Linked DNA regions of Homo sapiens: all the other regions are linked to region 1. A link is a contact called in ENCODE Hi-C or POLR2A ChIA-PET data. All regions are on one chromosome and are shown on one strand. The core of a region is the stretch at or near the end of the contact, and the rest is flanking DNA. Distances in the headings are between cores, read along the strand shown. Region 1 holds the start of TRIM37 (tripartite motif containing 37). Region 2 holds the start of BRIP1 (BRCA1 interacting DNA helicase 1). Region 3 holds the start of SCPEP1 (serine carboxypeptidase 1). Region 4 holds the start of MED13 (mediator complex subunit 13). Region 5 holds the start of C17orf67 (chromosome 17 open reading frame 67).

Region 1 (2,700 bases), core at 165-2,664:
AACTGAAAAGTTTTTAACAAGAAAAAGGATACAATTAAACGTATACTTATTGTATTGTATACTTTGTTTTTATATTACTGACATTTACTTTCACTCCATTCTAGAATTAAACCCTCCTAAAACCAAGATAAGTTTACAAAACCTTTATAATACTTTATATGAGGAATTAAGGAGAAAATTACTCATTAATCTCATCATGACTCTGTAGGGCCAGAAAGAACCTGGGAGATGCAGATTCTGTAACCTGCAACGGGGTGGACAATAAGACTACTGAATGACTAGTTTCAAGTGGAATATCCATAACATAGTTACCCCTTACTAAAAAGCAAGGATTTCCTATTTCAGTATCTGAAAGGTTCAAAATTTGATAATGATTACACAATTATGTTCAATAAACAATCTTTTAAAATATATTCCTAGCCTTTACTTACATATCCTACATATCCCAACTATTTTAACTCACAGCTTACAAGAATCAGTTATAAAAAGAAGAGTTTGTTCTGGAAACTACACATGAGATAATATATGCTGATTCAATCTAGGAAGGAAGGGCAGAAGCCTGCAAAATGTGCCACTGAGAGGGAAAGATGACTATCCATTTGGAAGGAGATTTAGATCAGCTCAAGAACTCGCAAGGACTGGTGGCGAGTGGCAGGGTACATCCATCTGATGAATCTGCAGTTTTGGTCGGAAAAGGATGCTGTTTGCAAACACCCGGTGGGGATGAGTACCTGTGCCAAGACATCCTTGAAAACTCCAGGATACGCACCACCTGACTGCGGAACAGTGAGCACAAGACACCCGGAGCGCTGCAGAATGGGCACGGCATCCTTGGTACCGGGCCAGCCCTCTCCACAGCGGCAGGGGCGGGGTAGGGGTGCCCTACTGGAGGGAGGACATGGGCACGACTCCCCGAATAAAAACCGCTCATCGGGTGGGGGCGGGGACTAACCACCACCCTCACAACCCCCTCACCTCCACGCTCTGTTCATCCATTGCCTCCGGCTCTCGGCGGGGCCGCTGGCGACCCGCAGGCTCCGCAGTCTGACCTCTTAGGCGCCGGCCCGAGGTCGCCAGATCAAATCGCCGATAAAAGCCCGGCGCCCACGTCAGGGGGCTCTGACAACCGCCCCACCTGCGCGCCCCATCTCTTCAGGTCCAGCGCCGCCTACCCCCATTTCGCCATTTTTACCGGCGCGCCCGCCCCGAGGCGCAGAAGTAGGGCGAACGGTGGCCGCAGCTCCTTTCTCCCGGCTCAGCCGCCGGCCAGCAGCCGCGCCGGAACCTCGGCCCACGTGACGCGGGCGCGCGCCTATGGAACTGACGGTGGAGTTCAGCGAAGAAGGTGCCGCAGAGAATTCGCAAACACCAACCGTAACCAGAGCAGCTGGGGGCGCGGCGGCGAGAGAAGCTGCGAAGCGCATGCGCGCAGGACGCTGTGGGAGGGGAAAGGAGGGGAGGAGCGTGGAGCGATCGCCTAGTTCCCGCGTTGCGGGGCGCATACGAGACTTGGCGACTCGCTGCCTCAGGGTTGCGTGCCTCCGGCCCTAGCCTGCGCAGGCGGCCTGAGCTTGGGGCTCTGCTACGCCACCCACGCCCACCTTGGCGGAGGGCGGGGCCCCACGGCTCTCAAACTTGCGCGCCAAAGACGGAGCCACCTGGCGTACTGGTGGAAAGCGCAGACTTCAGAGCCACACCCGTAGTTAAGTATTCGGACTCTGAGATTCCAGGGTGGGGCCCAGGCCATCCGCGTTTTCACCCAGCATCGTGTGATTCGGCAGCAGGTGGTCTGTGGCCCGCACTTTGAGAAACCCTGGTGCAGAAGGTTCATGGTTAGTGGTTCTCTCTGGAAGGAACAGTCTAAGGTTTGTAGGACTTGCGTTCCACCTACCAAAGCTAATCGAGTTAGAAGGCTCCAAACTGAGGTGTCATTTCTCATTACGGTGGTGAGAGGACGGGACCACACACTGTGAAGTCTTCGTTCCCACATCCCACACTTCATTCTTGCCGCCTAAGTTGTCGCCGTGGGACTATTGAAAGGGTATCAGCGATATTCATCTTTCCTATAAATGGGATCTGCTTTCTACAGTTTCCTGCCAGATGTGTAAAGATTGCAAGAATTGAAGGTTTGTGAGACAAAGAGGGCATATCAAATTCGTAATTTGAATTTAATTTTTCCTGTATTTATTGCAAACAACTAATTATACTTAACCGACCTAGAGTGCACATGTAGAGAATCACTAATAATCTAGAAATAAGTTCTTGAATATCAGGCATTTAGGCTTATAGGTGGTGGGTAGCAACAATTTTTTTTAACTACTTGGGTCATGAACAAGATATAATTTAGAAAGATTAATCTGAGACTGAAAAATTCTTTCAGTAAGAATTATTTGTGGTCTTTGACCTACATGGAGCTATTTTTACGAAAATGGCCTCAGTTGTACATTTTTAAATGGTTGATGGTTAATATTATGAGAATTTTACTTAAAAGAATTATTTATAGAATGCAGTGCTAGGCCTGGCGTGGTGGCTCACACCTGTAATCCCAGCACTTTGGGAGGCCGAGGCTGGCGAATCACCTGAGGTCGGGAGTTCGAGACCAGCCTGACCAACATGGAGAAACCCCGTCTCTACTAAAAATACAAAATTAGCCGGGCGTGGTGGCGCATGCCTGTAATCCCAGCTACTGGGGAGGCTGAG
Region 2 (2,700 bases), core at 150-2,649, 2.8 Mb after region 1:
CCTGGTATGTTATCTTTGACTCAGGTATGTTATCTTTGACATATCTTTTTACTTCTCTAGTCTAAGATCCTTACCTGTGATAACCCCTAATTTAATTTAAAGGCTGTTATAAGAAAGAGAATGCCTTGGCACATAGTAGGCACTCAAAAATGTTATTTGAAGATCAGTAGAGTATTATAGAAACAGGATGGGCTTTGGAGTAAGGCAATCCTAAGTTTGAATTCCACTGTGTGAATCACTTAACTTCTCAGAGCTTGTTTCTCCATATATGGAATTGAAATACTACTACTTACCTGACAGGGTTTTTATGAAAATTAGCCAGGGCAGAATGTACCTAACCCAGGATCTGATACAGATGAGGATCACTTTAATCCTCACCTCTTCTAAACCACTTTTCTTAACCTAGGATCCACGGATGTAATTCAGAGACAATGACCTCTTGAAATTGCAAGCATAAGTTTCTGTACATGATTGCATTTTTCTGAAGAAAAAGTCCATAGATTTCTCTTCCCGTAAATATATCTCAAGGAAATCAAAATAGCGGGGGAAATTACATGCACTGTTATTAAATAAGGAATTATTTGCAGTCGTGGGAAAAAATTGTAAATTCAACCTGGGGACGAAGAGATGGTTAAAATAGCAATTCAATAGATTATGAAGCCAATAATAACATTCACCACTGCTTGTGTGCTCCAAAAGAAGAACCATTATTCTAGGGTATTTTCCAGCTCTAACATTTTGCGATTCTATCTGTAAAGCTCTGAGAATGAGGTATGGTGGAATCTAACCTCTTAATATGAATCAACAACTCAACGCTGGCCTAGTTACTCAGATATAATCTAGAAATCAGCCCGTCCTGTACCCCGGCTGTGGCAACAATAGTGTCAAAATGGGGTAGCTTCCCCCAAACATTGCATAAAGGATAAACACACCCCTCTGCCTCCCGCCAAGAATTAACGCAGCGCCCGGGCTAAGAACAGGCCTGCGCTCAAAGGAGGTAAGGATAGGCTCCCTCCTCAGGTTTTCTGCCCCGTATCTCCCTCCTCCCCCAGCCAGTTGAGATCCCCGAGACCCTGGTGATCCAGTCACCACCCATGGGCCCGCAGGCTGTGCAGAAGAACTCAAGCCCTTTCCGTGGACTTCCCTCCGACTTGCCTGTCTGGAGGGAAACCGAAGCAACGCTCTGAGCTCCGATTCACTGAAGAAAAGGAAAGGAAACCGACTTCTGAGAGCAAATAAAGCGGAGCCCTGGAAGAGAAGAAAGGGCACGAGCCCTTCCTCCTCCCTCTTCCTGGGGGTGCTGCTACTTCCCCGGCCTTGTGTGCAGGACTGGGGCCGCCGTTACCTTTCCTCGACCCACCAGACCCCTCAACCACACAACCCGAGACGAATTCCCGCCTCCCGCCCCCTCGACTCCCAGCGCCCAATAGCCCAGCGAGCTCGACCAATCACCCGCCAAGGCCAGGAATCAACCAGTCCCGGTGCGAGGTGAGGGGGCGAGAACTTCGGCATCCAATGGAAGTCTCCGAAAAAAAAAAAAAAAAACAAGGGCTCAAGGTACGCGGCGGAAGGTTGTCGCCACTCCAGCAAATCCCTAGTGTTTGTTTAAAGTAGAAAGTCGTCTCAGTTTGACTTTTGAAACCGGCGATAGAGTCTATGCAGCAAATTCCTTGGAAACTGGAAGTCTCATTCTTCACGTCCGTAGACCAGCGGAAAGGAAGTATCTTTAAGCTTTGCCAAGTTCTTTGAGCATTTATCAGTGCCACTCAATTTAAATTACCCAGCTTTGCAGTAGCCAGGATAGCGAAGACTCAGGCGGGAATTGCCAGACTGCTGAGCCAAACTTAAGTAAGAAGGCTCTGTGACATCGGGCTACAATCTATCTTTCATAATATTCAAGGCTTTCCCGGATGCTAAAATAAGCCAGAGACAAGCTCTCAGGGTCTCCAGTATCAGATCACTTCTACTTCCATTAAGGCTTATCCGCCTTCCATCCCTCCTAAGACCAGTTTATTATTTGCCAGTAGTACTTTAATTTACTCAAAGAAAAGGAGGTTCATCATGATCTTGCCAAATCATGTTATTTTTTTAAAAAATCTGTATAACCTAAACTTGGCTCAAATAATAATGTCTCCAAAAGGCAAAACCTCATACTGTTTCTCAAATTCAAGTAACTAGTTTGGGGAAGGAGTTTGCTGGGAAGAAAGAGCAGGAGGGGGCTAGTTGATTTGTTTGCCTCATTGTCAATTGTGATATATCTTACCAAAAATGACAAAACTTGTAGTCATAAAAATAAACTCTACCCTTTGACCTAGTAATCTGAGCTCCAGATATTTATCCTAAAGACGTAATCTAAACGAAAGAAAATGTGATACCGCAATTGACAATAATATCTATTGGTAATACTGAAAAAAATTATGAACTTCCCAGTCTAGTAATATGGAGGTGGTTATGACAGATGAATTCAATACATTATGAAGCCAATAAACTTATAAAAATTAAACTTGCAAGAAAAAATCCCATATAAGGTTAAGTGAAAAAAGGCAAAGCAAACCCCAAACTGGGTGTTAGGGATTCAGTAATGTGAAAATACATATGAATGAGCAAAGATGAAGTAATTTACTGTTAAGACAATGAAAGGAAGGATAATGTTTAAAAATAAATCCTTAAAAATACCTTCAAATTGTCATTTCTCTTTTA
Region 3 (2,700 bases), core at 191-2,690, 2.1 Mb before region 1:
AAATTGAAACCCTAAAATTCTGACTGCAGTGGAAGGGTAAGTGTATTTCAAGCCCTAGTGATACAGACCAACTTGGAAGCTTCAGACAGGAAAAGTTTGCTAGATAGTTATTTATTTTTAACTAAGCATGTACTTTTATGTATCTCCCATATGGCATGGAACACCTGCTCACTGCAGCCTGGAGCTCCTGGGCTCAAGTGATCCTCCCACCTCAGCCTTCTGAGTAGCTTGGACAGCAGGCGCGTGTCACCACATCAGTTAATTTTTGTTATTTTTTGTAGAGAGGGGGTCTCAATATGTTGCCCAGGCATTATGGATTTTATGCATTCGGGACCATCCCATGCTTAAAGCATGACAGAACCCGGCGGCATATTTTTCTCTGCCGCAGCTTTCAGTGCAGGGGCACCTCACAGGCAGGGCGGGGTCAAGGCTCTGTCCAGACAATGGCTGCAGAGTAAAAAGCACTTCCATTTATGGGGGTCAAGGGCGAGGGGAGGGAGAAAGGAGCAGGGAAAGAGGAGAAGTGGCCACATGTACTTTGATTTGTTTTTTGCTTTTTGTTACATGTACTTTTGAAGCAGTATTTAGAAGTAGCCTCTCCTACAGCCCCTGCTGTAGCTTGTCTCCTAGCTGTGAGGTGAGTTATTCAGTACCCTCTAACGTAAAAATGACCTTCAGACAGACAGACAGACACACACACACACACACACACACACACAGAGGAAAACAGCTCTGTCATCCACTTTTTCTTCCTTTCCCGTCCCCAGACCCTCGATTCTCTCTTTAAAATGACTGCTGTGAAGATAACGTAACACAGAGTAATACTAATGACAAATTATCAAAAAAGAAAAAAAAAATAAAAATCTTTATTAGTGTTTTTTAAAATGACGTAAAAGACTATGGGAAAAAATGCCAACAATAGTTATGTATAACTTTTTTGTTCATATTTCCAAAACGTTTATAACATACATAACTTTAAAAGAAAAATAATTTAAAAAATACATATCTGAAAATGAAACCCCGCTGTTTGCCAACGACCAGCTGGCTTAATCTGACTTCGCAGATGTAGCAGTGTTGGAAAACGTCGGTTCTTTTGCTGAGGGAAGGAAGAGATGGGAGGGGTAGAAAGGGCGGTGGTTATTCCCTTTAGTATTTCGATCCGGTCACACAACCTAAATCCAACATCTGCATCAAATGTCTCCTTTCCGAAATACTCTCCCTAAAATGACAGAGAACCTGGCCAGGCGGACAGAACGGCCCCTGCGCATTTGCAGGGGTCCTGGTGGGCTTGCCGGGCAGAGGGCGTGCGGGTCTCAGCAAGCTGCCGGGTCCGCCCAGGCCCCGCCCCATGCCCATTCAGGCCCCGCCCCCGACCCGCAGGCCCCGCCCCCGACCCGCCCCGTCCGCCTCCGTCACGTGATGGGGCGCCGGGTCCAGCCTGTTGCTGATGCTGCCGTGCGGTACTTGTCATGGAGCTGGCACTGCGGCGCTCTCCCGTCCCGCGGTGGTTGCTGCTGCTGCCGCTGCTGCTGGGCCTGAACGCAGGTAGGTTCAAGCAAGAGGCGCACCAGCTGCCATGCCTCTTTTTTCTCCAGGCGTGAGAGTTTGTTACTGGGTTTGTGCTTTTGAAAACATGTCTCTTTTCCCCGGTTCTTACCTTGTGTAATTATATTGCTTTTGAATCTCACTCTTTTTTTTTTTTTTCCTTAAAAAATTCAAAGTGCTTTTTTTGTCCTTTTCTGGCTCTGGGTGGTCTGAGTGCTTCCGTTCTCTCCTACGCCTAGATAGAAGCTGTGTGCAGAAATGTATGATTTGGGGAAACTGCTGGTCAATGAGGTTTCCCCGATTCAAAGGCCATGATTGGCTGCTAAATGAGGATATAAGGTCGTTTTATTTTAAGCTGAAATCTGCGGTCAAAAGTACCCTTACATCCTACCACGAATGGGACATTTCATTGAGATAAGGCCCTTTCTTTTCTTGATCAAAACAAACAAGATAACATCTTCCCCCACAGCGATCTTTTTTGGCAAAAAACAGATTTGTGTTTAATAGGATGACTTGCAAATTGATTTTCAGCAAAACCTCTCCTAGTCTGAAGCAAGCACTGAGAATTGGAACTGGCCACAAGCTTGCCTTGTGACCTTAGGCAAGTTGTTGAACAGTTTTGTTTTCCTTTTCTAAAATGGGGATCATCTGGCCCTTAGGCGAGTGTCTGGGAGATTTTGTAAAATAAGTAGCTCTGCCAATTTTACCAGTAGTCACTGCCAGGCAAGGGAGAAGTGCCTGGGGTTAGGTCAAAAGGTACCTGCGCCTTATCTGTCATTCTCAAGGGAGCGCAGCCTTATCTGTTATTGTCAAGGACAATATAATCGTGTGTTACTTGTATATAGAACCTTATAGCTAAGTCTGTAATGTTTTAGTCATCTGTTTTGCTCCTCAGGACACTTTCTGGTTTTCTTAATCTTCATTGTTGTTTTGTTTTGAGTCAGGGTCTCACTATGTTGCCCAGGCTGGTCTGGAACTGCCTGACTCAAGTGATCTTCCTACTTCAGCATCCCAAGTAGCCCGGACTGCAGACACAGGCCACCACCCTGGCTCTTTCTTATTTACAAGACGTTGTCTCATTGTCTTCCTCTCTACTCCTGTCTCTTTAGCTGTTGGGACCAGTGTTCTTTTACTGACCAATGGGGCTTGAAATTT
Region 4 (2,700 bases), core at 178-2,677, 3.0 Mb after region 1:
CTGATCCTAAAAGTACCAAAAATAGACTGAGTTGGATAAGATAGAAATATAAAACCTGGTGTATGTCTTATTACATGTGAAGAGATGCTGATTAATGGACATTGAAAAGAAAAACATACTGTAGACGAGGATAGAGTATTAAAGATCTCAATTTAGCATGGGCGTTAAGAAATTCGACAAGAGGAATTCAGTAATTTAATCTAACTTAAAGGAGCAAAGCATAAGGTGCCAAAAATGAAACTGCTGATACATGACTGGCAGTTTACACTTGCCAACTAGTTGTGCTCCTCCCACTTAACTCACTTACCTATCATATACTCTTAATATTTCTCATAGCACAAAGGAGAAAATGAAAAAGTAAAGTCACCCAAACTTAAAGTCATTGATGAAGCTCAGCTACTGTCCCATACAGGACAAGTTATTTGCAACAGTTGGTACTTCTGAAAGCCTTAACTGTTGGATGTTACCAGACCTGGGCTAACCTACACAATGATCATCCCTACATCCCGCTTCTCTCGACTTTCCATTTCAATCAAACAAGGGAGCAGCCTGCTCAAAACATTCTGAAAAAGCAACCAAAACACAATAAATATAGAAACAGTGCAAAACCACAGCACCTCGTCCACTAGCCCCCTTCACTCTCACAAAAACATCATGTTCTAATAAAAGCAAGATGGCTAGAAATTGTCAAAAATGGCAAACTGTTTTCAAAGTTTAAAAAGAAAACATATGAAATGGCACCTACTGGCTTTTACAGAGAGATCTTAAGTCACCCAAGAAAGAAACTAACCTGGCGTTAGTTTGACTCATACAAAAAAAATGTAAAACCAAGACAGGTTTCTAGGGCTTAAGTTCTGGGGTCCTGTTTACATGGGGAAACCAAATTAAAAGGGTAAGACATAAAGGCGGTGGGGAGCAGGGGCAATAATGTAAAGTGTGAAGCAGGGATACAGGGCCAATAAGGAGAAAAGCAACAGTTAAGCAAGACAAGAGGGAAAGGTTACTGTCCTGCCAGATAAGGAGCTCAAGTTGAGGACGAGACTACGGTGAGAAGGAGAGTCCGAAACAAGACGAGAAAAAATGCCAACACTCCCCTAAACAGAGCCCGGGACCGTAGGAGAGCGAACGCCGCCTCCCGGGGCTGGCCGCGGAGCTTCGCAGGGCGCCGGCTCCGGCTGGGCCTCGCCCGGGAACTCGGGCATCTGGACCAGACCCGGCCCCCTCCCCCACGGCCCAAGGGCGCACCTCGCGGCCCCCCTCCCTCGGCGCCCGCCGGCCCCGGCACTCACCAGGCAGAAGAGGTTACAGTGACAATCTTCCAGGCTGGCCCCGTTCGGCACGAAGGAGGCACTCATCGTCCCTCACAGCAGCCGCCGCCGGCGCCACAACCCACCATCCGCCATTACCGCCGCCTCCGACCAGAGAGAGAAACACAGACACCGGGGAGGGCCGGGGGGGGGGTAGTGGTTGGGGGGGCGGTGGAAGAGGAGGCCGCCGGGCGCCCGCCCTCCCCACCCACCCCCCCGCCGCCGCCGCCGCCGCCGCCGCCGCGAGCAGCCCCCGCCGCCCGGCCGGCACCCAGCCGCCCGGGGCCGAGGGCCGGAGGCGGGAGGGCCGCGCCGCGCTCGCCTGGCGGGCCGGACTGCGGATCCCGCAGACGCTCGTCCCTCTCTGGGGGACGGAGGGGATGTGTGCCCCTACCACAAGAAAAATAATAAATTACACAATAAATAATCAAAATCAAGTCCGAGACGGCAGAGCCCAAGCCCAGGACGGTTCTCCCGGGCGGAGAGGCGCCCGCACAGGAGCGGGAAGGGCGAGAACCGGGAGAGAAGCCCAGGCCCCCGGCGCGGCAGCGGCGATGTCCTTAAGCCCAGAGTCTCCTCAGCGGCGGAGGTGGTGGCGGCGTCTGCGGGCTCAGACCATTCTCTGGCTCTGTCTTCGTGTCGTTCCTGGGCCAAGCCGGCCTAAAGTTTGCCCTCCTGTGGCCTCACCGGCTGGACGCCGTAGTCTCCCCCATTTTGTGGGCCCAGCGGGCGGTGTTTTTCCCCCTTTAATCCGAATTCACGGGTTTTCCCTTCGCTTTAATGGCGGCCACAGGGACCAGCTCGCCCTCTCTGCTCACCCATTGGCCGCCTTGAGGTCACGTGGGCCCGGGCTCGGTTGGGAGGGGGAGAGAGAAGTGAGCGAGGGAGGGCCGGGAAGCTTTCGGCGGAGGCGGTGAGCTCGGGGGACGGGGCAGCCAGCTGGTGGCCACTAACATAGCGCCATCTGCTGGGTGCCCCGGCCAGTATAAAACGACCCGGGGCCCTGGCCCTCTCTTTGCGGGGAAATTTACAGTCCAGGAAGGTTCATTTCACAAATCAGTGAGAATTACGTGGAAATCAGTTTGAGTTCTTTGGAAGAGAAAGTATTGGCAAAAATTCCAAGACATTCTCATTTATTTCGCGAGGCCGCTGGGGTGCAGGTGCAAACCTCTGGATTTGGGAGTCAGATGATCTGGATGGGGATAAGACTCCTCAACCTAAAAGTTGTGATATGAAGATATAAATTTAAGAAACAAAATATTGCCCTGTAGTTAATAGACTGGGAATTAGAGCCACACTGCCTGGGTTCCAAGCTTGAGCAAATCACTTCCTGCTCTGTGTCTTTACTCATCTGTAAAATGGGGAAAACATATCCCTTACCCCACAAGCTTAT
Region 5 (2,700 bases), core at 130-2,629, 2.3 Mb before region 1:
ATCTCCCAGTTACTGTGGGAGGATAGGACCCTGACTCCCATAACAGCCATCTAACAGGCACTGTCGCCTAACCTTACTTACACTGACCCACCCTTCACAAGTTTCACTTTCCTGACTACTGAGTTCCTGCTCATCCCCTTCACATTCCCTCCTCCTCCCTCTTAAACACCTAGTCACTTCTGCACAAAGTTCAGTTCCGTTCACGAGGTACCTTCTTCCCTATTACAATAGTATATTATTAAAATCTGCTTTACCACTTTTACTAGTGTCTAGCTTTATCTTCTACAGTTAATACAAATATACGCACATACACATGCATATATATGCACACATAATAATATATACATACACACATACACGTATATATACATCTATATGTGTATTCTTAATGAATGTTATGTCTTCTCTAATCGTTTGGAAGATATTATCAAGTATTTCTTTGCAGTTTTCCTATGATCTCTGCGTTTCTTTTCTGTTCCTTTGGTCCCTTGCTTCGGTGTGTGTTTTCTTTCCATCTTTTATGCTAGAGGAAGTCCGCAAGCAACAAGTGGTCCTCGGCTCCCACTCCTATGTATGTATGTAGTAGGAAGGAAGCCGCTGAGTGCAGCTGTGCGCGCCGGGGCGGTGCCTGTGCCTCTCTGGATTCCGTGTTTCTTCGGGGGTGCTGAGCAGCGGTGCTTCCGCGTCCGCGTTCTCCGGGTAGCTGATGTGCTGCAGGCTGCAGCCCGCGTGGTCGCGGCTCAGGTCCGTGTTGGGCTGGTAGGACTCCAGCGGGGAGCGAGCATTCCTCCGGAACCTGGGGCTGGACGACAGCAGCAGGAGGCGTGCTCCCATCTCCGGTAGTCCCCGGCTCCCGCTGCTCCCCTTTCTCCCCGGCCTCGGGCGCTGGCGGGCGCGGGCGAGGGGGTAGCGCAGGGGAGGCCCGCCCGCCACGGCAGGGGGCGGAAACCGCGGCCGGGCTCGGGGTCAGCGGCGACGAGCGGGCGGCTGCCCCGCTCGCCCTCGGCCTCCGCGCCCGCCCGCCGCTCCGCAGCGGAGGAGCCCTCAGGTTTGCGTTACTGCGGCCGCCACACCTACCTCAGCCCGCCGCGGCCAGGTCGGGCGGTGCCGCGCAGGCCGCCTCCCCCCCTCGCTTCCCAGTCGGCTTACGCATCCCCGGCGGCGGCGGCGCCGGCATCGGCTAGAGGTTCGGCTCAAGTCGGGGGCACTCGTGTCTGCGCCGAGCGGCGGGCGTGAGCGCGGCCCCTGGGCCCCGCGCGGCGCGGTGCTGCGAGGAGGATCCTCGTGGCCTTGCCCCGCCGGCGGCTTTCCAGAATTTTCTACGATTACGAAGTTTTGGCATTCAACCCTCCATCCTCTCAAACGCCCCACTGTTACTCCGCCCCCTTCCCCTAGGCCCCGCCCCCAGCCGCAGTGCCCTGCCTCTTCCATCCGTCTCCAGCCTCCTCCACGGCCCCGCCCCCTCAGGCCGGTCCGTCTCCCCTCCCACCTCACACCTCCGCCCCGCCCGTCAGCCCTGGCTCCGCCCAGCCACGGGGCTCGCCGCCACAGGCCCCGCCTCCAGCTCGCGGCCCCGCGCGCCGGATCGGCGTGCGTGCGGCTGGAGCCTTAAGCGTTTCCCCCGCCCGGCTTCATCCCTGCTGGCGGCCCAGCGTCGTTCTCCTCCTGCGCGAGGCGGCCAAGGCCTGCTGGCCCGGAGCCGCGCCTCCACCCGCGCGAGGTAGGGCTTCGAGGACCGGCGCGGCGCAGGTCTCCGGAGGCCTCCCGAGAGGGGCTAGGGTCGCCGGGCCGCGCGTGGGAGCGGGTGGGGCCCGGGAGGAGACGGCGCCCCGGAGGGGAGTGCGAGGCCTGGGCCGACGGTTACGGGCGCCGACCGGCGTTGCCTGGCCTGAACGCCCGGCCTTTCGGTGGAGGGCAGCTTGCCCCTGTATGTTGCGCCCTTCCGTGGGTCAGACCGGCGGCAAGGTGAGGCGGCGGCGGCAGCAGCAGCCGCCTTGGGCTCCTGGACGCGCTCCCGAGGTGGGGCGGGTTGGGGAGTGGGGATTGGAGCGTGATGGCTGGACGTCGCCTTCTCGGCGCGGCAGGTCCCGGGAGACGGGGGGACGAGGCGCAGTCCCGCCCTCGGGAGAGCGGAGCCACCTTCACTGAGGGCGCCCGGTTTGGCCCCGGAAAGGCAGGAAGGGGGCGGGGAAGGGATGGCGAGCTCGGGGTGCACCGCCTGTTTCTTTTCTGGTTAGGTATCGTCCTTGGAGAAGATGGAAGCGGAGAGGCGGCCGGCGCCGGGCTCGCCCTCCGAGGGCCTGTTTGCGGACGGGCACCTGATCTTGTGGACGCTGTGCTCGGTCCTGCTGCCGGTGTTCATCACCTTCTGGTGTAGCCTCCAGCGGTCGCGCCGGCAGCTGCACCGCAGGGACATCTTCCGCAAGAGCAAGCACGGGTGGCGCGACACGGACCTGTTCAGCCAGCCCACCTACTGCTGCGTGTGCGCGCAGCACATTCTGCAGGGCGCCTTCTGCGACTGCTGCGGGCTCCGCGTGGACGAGGGCTGCCTCAGGAAGGCCGACAAGCGCTTCCAGTGCAAGGAGATTATGCTCAAGAATGACACCAAGGTCCTGGACGCCATGCCCCACCACTGGATCCGGGGCAACGTGCCCCTGTGCAGTTACTGTATGGTTTGCAAGCAGCAGTGTGGCTGTCAAC

What was found. Hi-C counts contacts between places; a loop is a spot of excess contacts on that map. ChIA-PET counts read pairs that join two places held with the same protein, here RNA polymerase II (POLR2A). Pooled maps may share reads with other maps.
Region 2: a map of CD4-positive, alpha-beta T cell shows a loop between it and region 1 (13-fold over the local background). The contact joins the promoter of BRIP1 here to the promoter of TRIM37 in region 1. A Hi-C loop is called at or near these places in 1 of 168 maps with a recorded cell type or tissue (CD4-positive, alpha-beta T cell) and 5 of 50 pooled maps. POLR2A ChIA-PET finds 5 or more read pairs at or near these places in 1 of 52 experiments (activated T-cell).
Region 3: a loop to region 1 is called in a map with no recorded cell type, with 6 times the contacts of the local background. The contact joins the promoter of SCPEP1 here to the promoter of TRIM37 in region 1. A Hi-C loop is called at or near these places in 1 of 168 maps with a recorded cell type or tissue (CD14-positive monocyte), 1 of 37 single-sample maps with no recorded cell type and 9 of 50 pooled maps.
Region 4: a loop to region 1 is called in a map of CD4-positive, alpha-beta memory T cell, with 9 times the contacts of the local background. The contact joins the promoter of MED13 here to the promoter of TRIM37 in region 1. A Hi-C loop is called at or near these places in 1 of 168 maps with a recorded cell type or tissue (CD4-positive, alpha-beta memory T cell) and 7 of 50 pooled maps. POLR2A ChIA-PET finds 5 or more read pairs at or near these places in 1 of 52 experiments (MCF 10A).
Region 5: a loop to region 1 is called in a map of B cell, with 19 times the contacts of the local background. The contact joins the promoter of C17orf67 here to the promoter of TRIM37 in region 1. A Hi-C loop is called at or near these places in 1 of 168 maps with a recorded cell type or tissue (B cell), 1 of 37 single-sample maps with no recorded cell type and 10 of 50 pooled maps.

Annotation. Positions count from the first base shown.
Region 1 is chr17:59,105,466-59,108,165 of GRCh38, forward strand. TRIM37 (tripartite motif containing 37) reads right to left here and starts at 1,415. Exons shown (of 24, transcript NM_015294.6): 1 at 976-1,415. The coding sequence starts at 996. LOC124904039 (a long non-coding RNA gene) reads left to right here and starts at 1,631. Exons shown (of 2, transcript XR_007065864.1): 1 at 1,631-2,126. RefSeq lists enhancers at 503-1,162, 819-868, 1,079-1,208, 1,163-1,822, 1,299-1,398 and 2 more and a silencer at 1,529-1,638.
Region 2 is chr17:61,862,129-61,864,828 of GRCh38, forward strand. It overlaps BRIP1 (BRCA1 interacting DNA helicase 1), which reads right to left and starts at 1,400. Exons shown (of 20, transcript NM_032043.3): 1 at 1,156-1,400.
Region 3 is chr17:56,976,691-56,979,390 of GRCh38, forward strand. SCPEP1 (serine carboxypeptidase 1) reads left to right here and starts at 1,441. Exons shown (of 13, transcript NM_021626.3): 1 at 1,441-1,545. The coding sequence starts at 1,470. RefSeq lists a silencer at 1,324-1,383.
Region 4 is chr17:62,063,851-62,066,550 of GRCh38, forward strand. MED13 (mediator complex subunit 13) reads right to left here and starts at 1,428. Exons shown (of 30, transcript NM_005121.3): 1 at 1,290-1,428. The coding sequence starts at 1,355. RefSeq lists enhancers at 819-918, 1,829-2,088 and silencers at 1,069-1,348, 2,139-2,218.
Region 5 is chr17:56,832,541-56,835,240 of GRCh38, forward strand. C17orf67 (chromosome 17 open reading frame 67) reads right to left here and starts at 1,380. Exons shown (of 8, transcript NM_001085430.4): 1 at 1,078-1,380; 2 at 358-802. It overlaps DGKE (diacylglycerol kinase epsilon), which reads left to right and starts at 1,611. Exons shown (of 12, transcript NM_003647.3): 1 at 1,611-1,720; 2 at 2,238-2,700. The coding sequence starts at 2,256. RefSeq lists silencers at 608-902, 876-1,945 and enhancers at 1,270-1,867, 2,336-2,700, 2,467-2,700.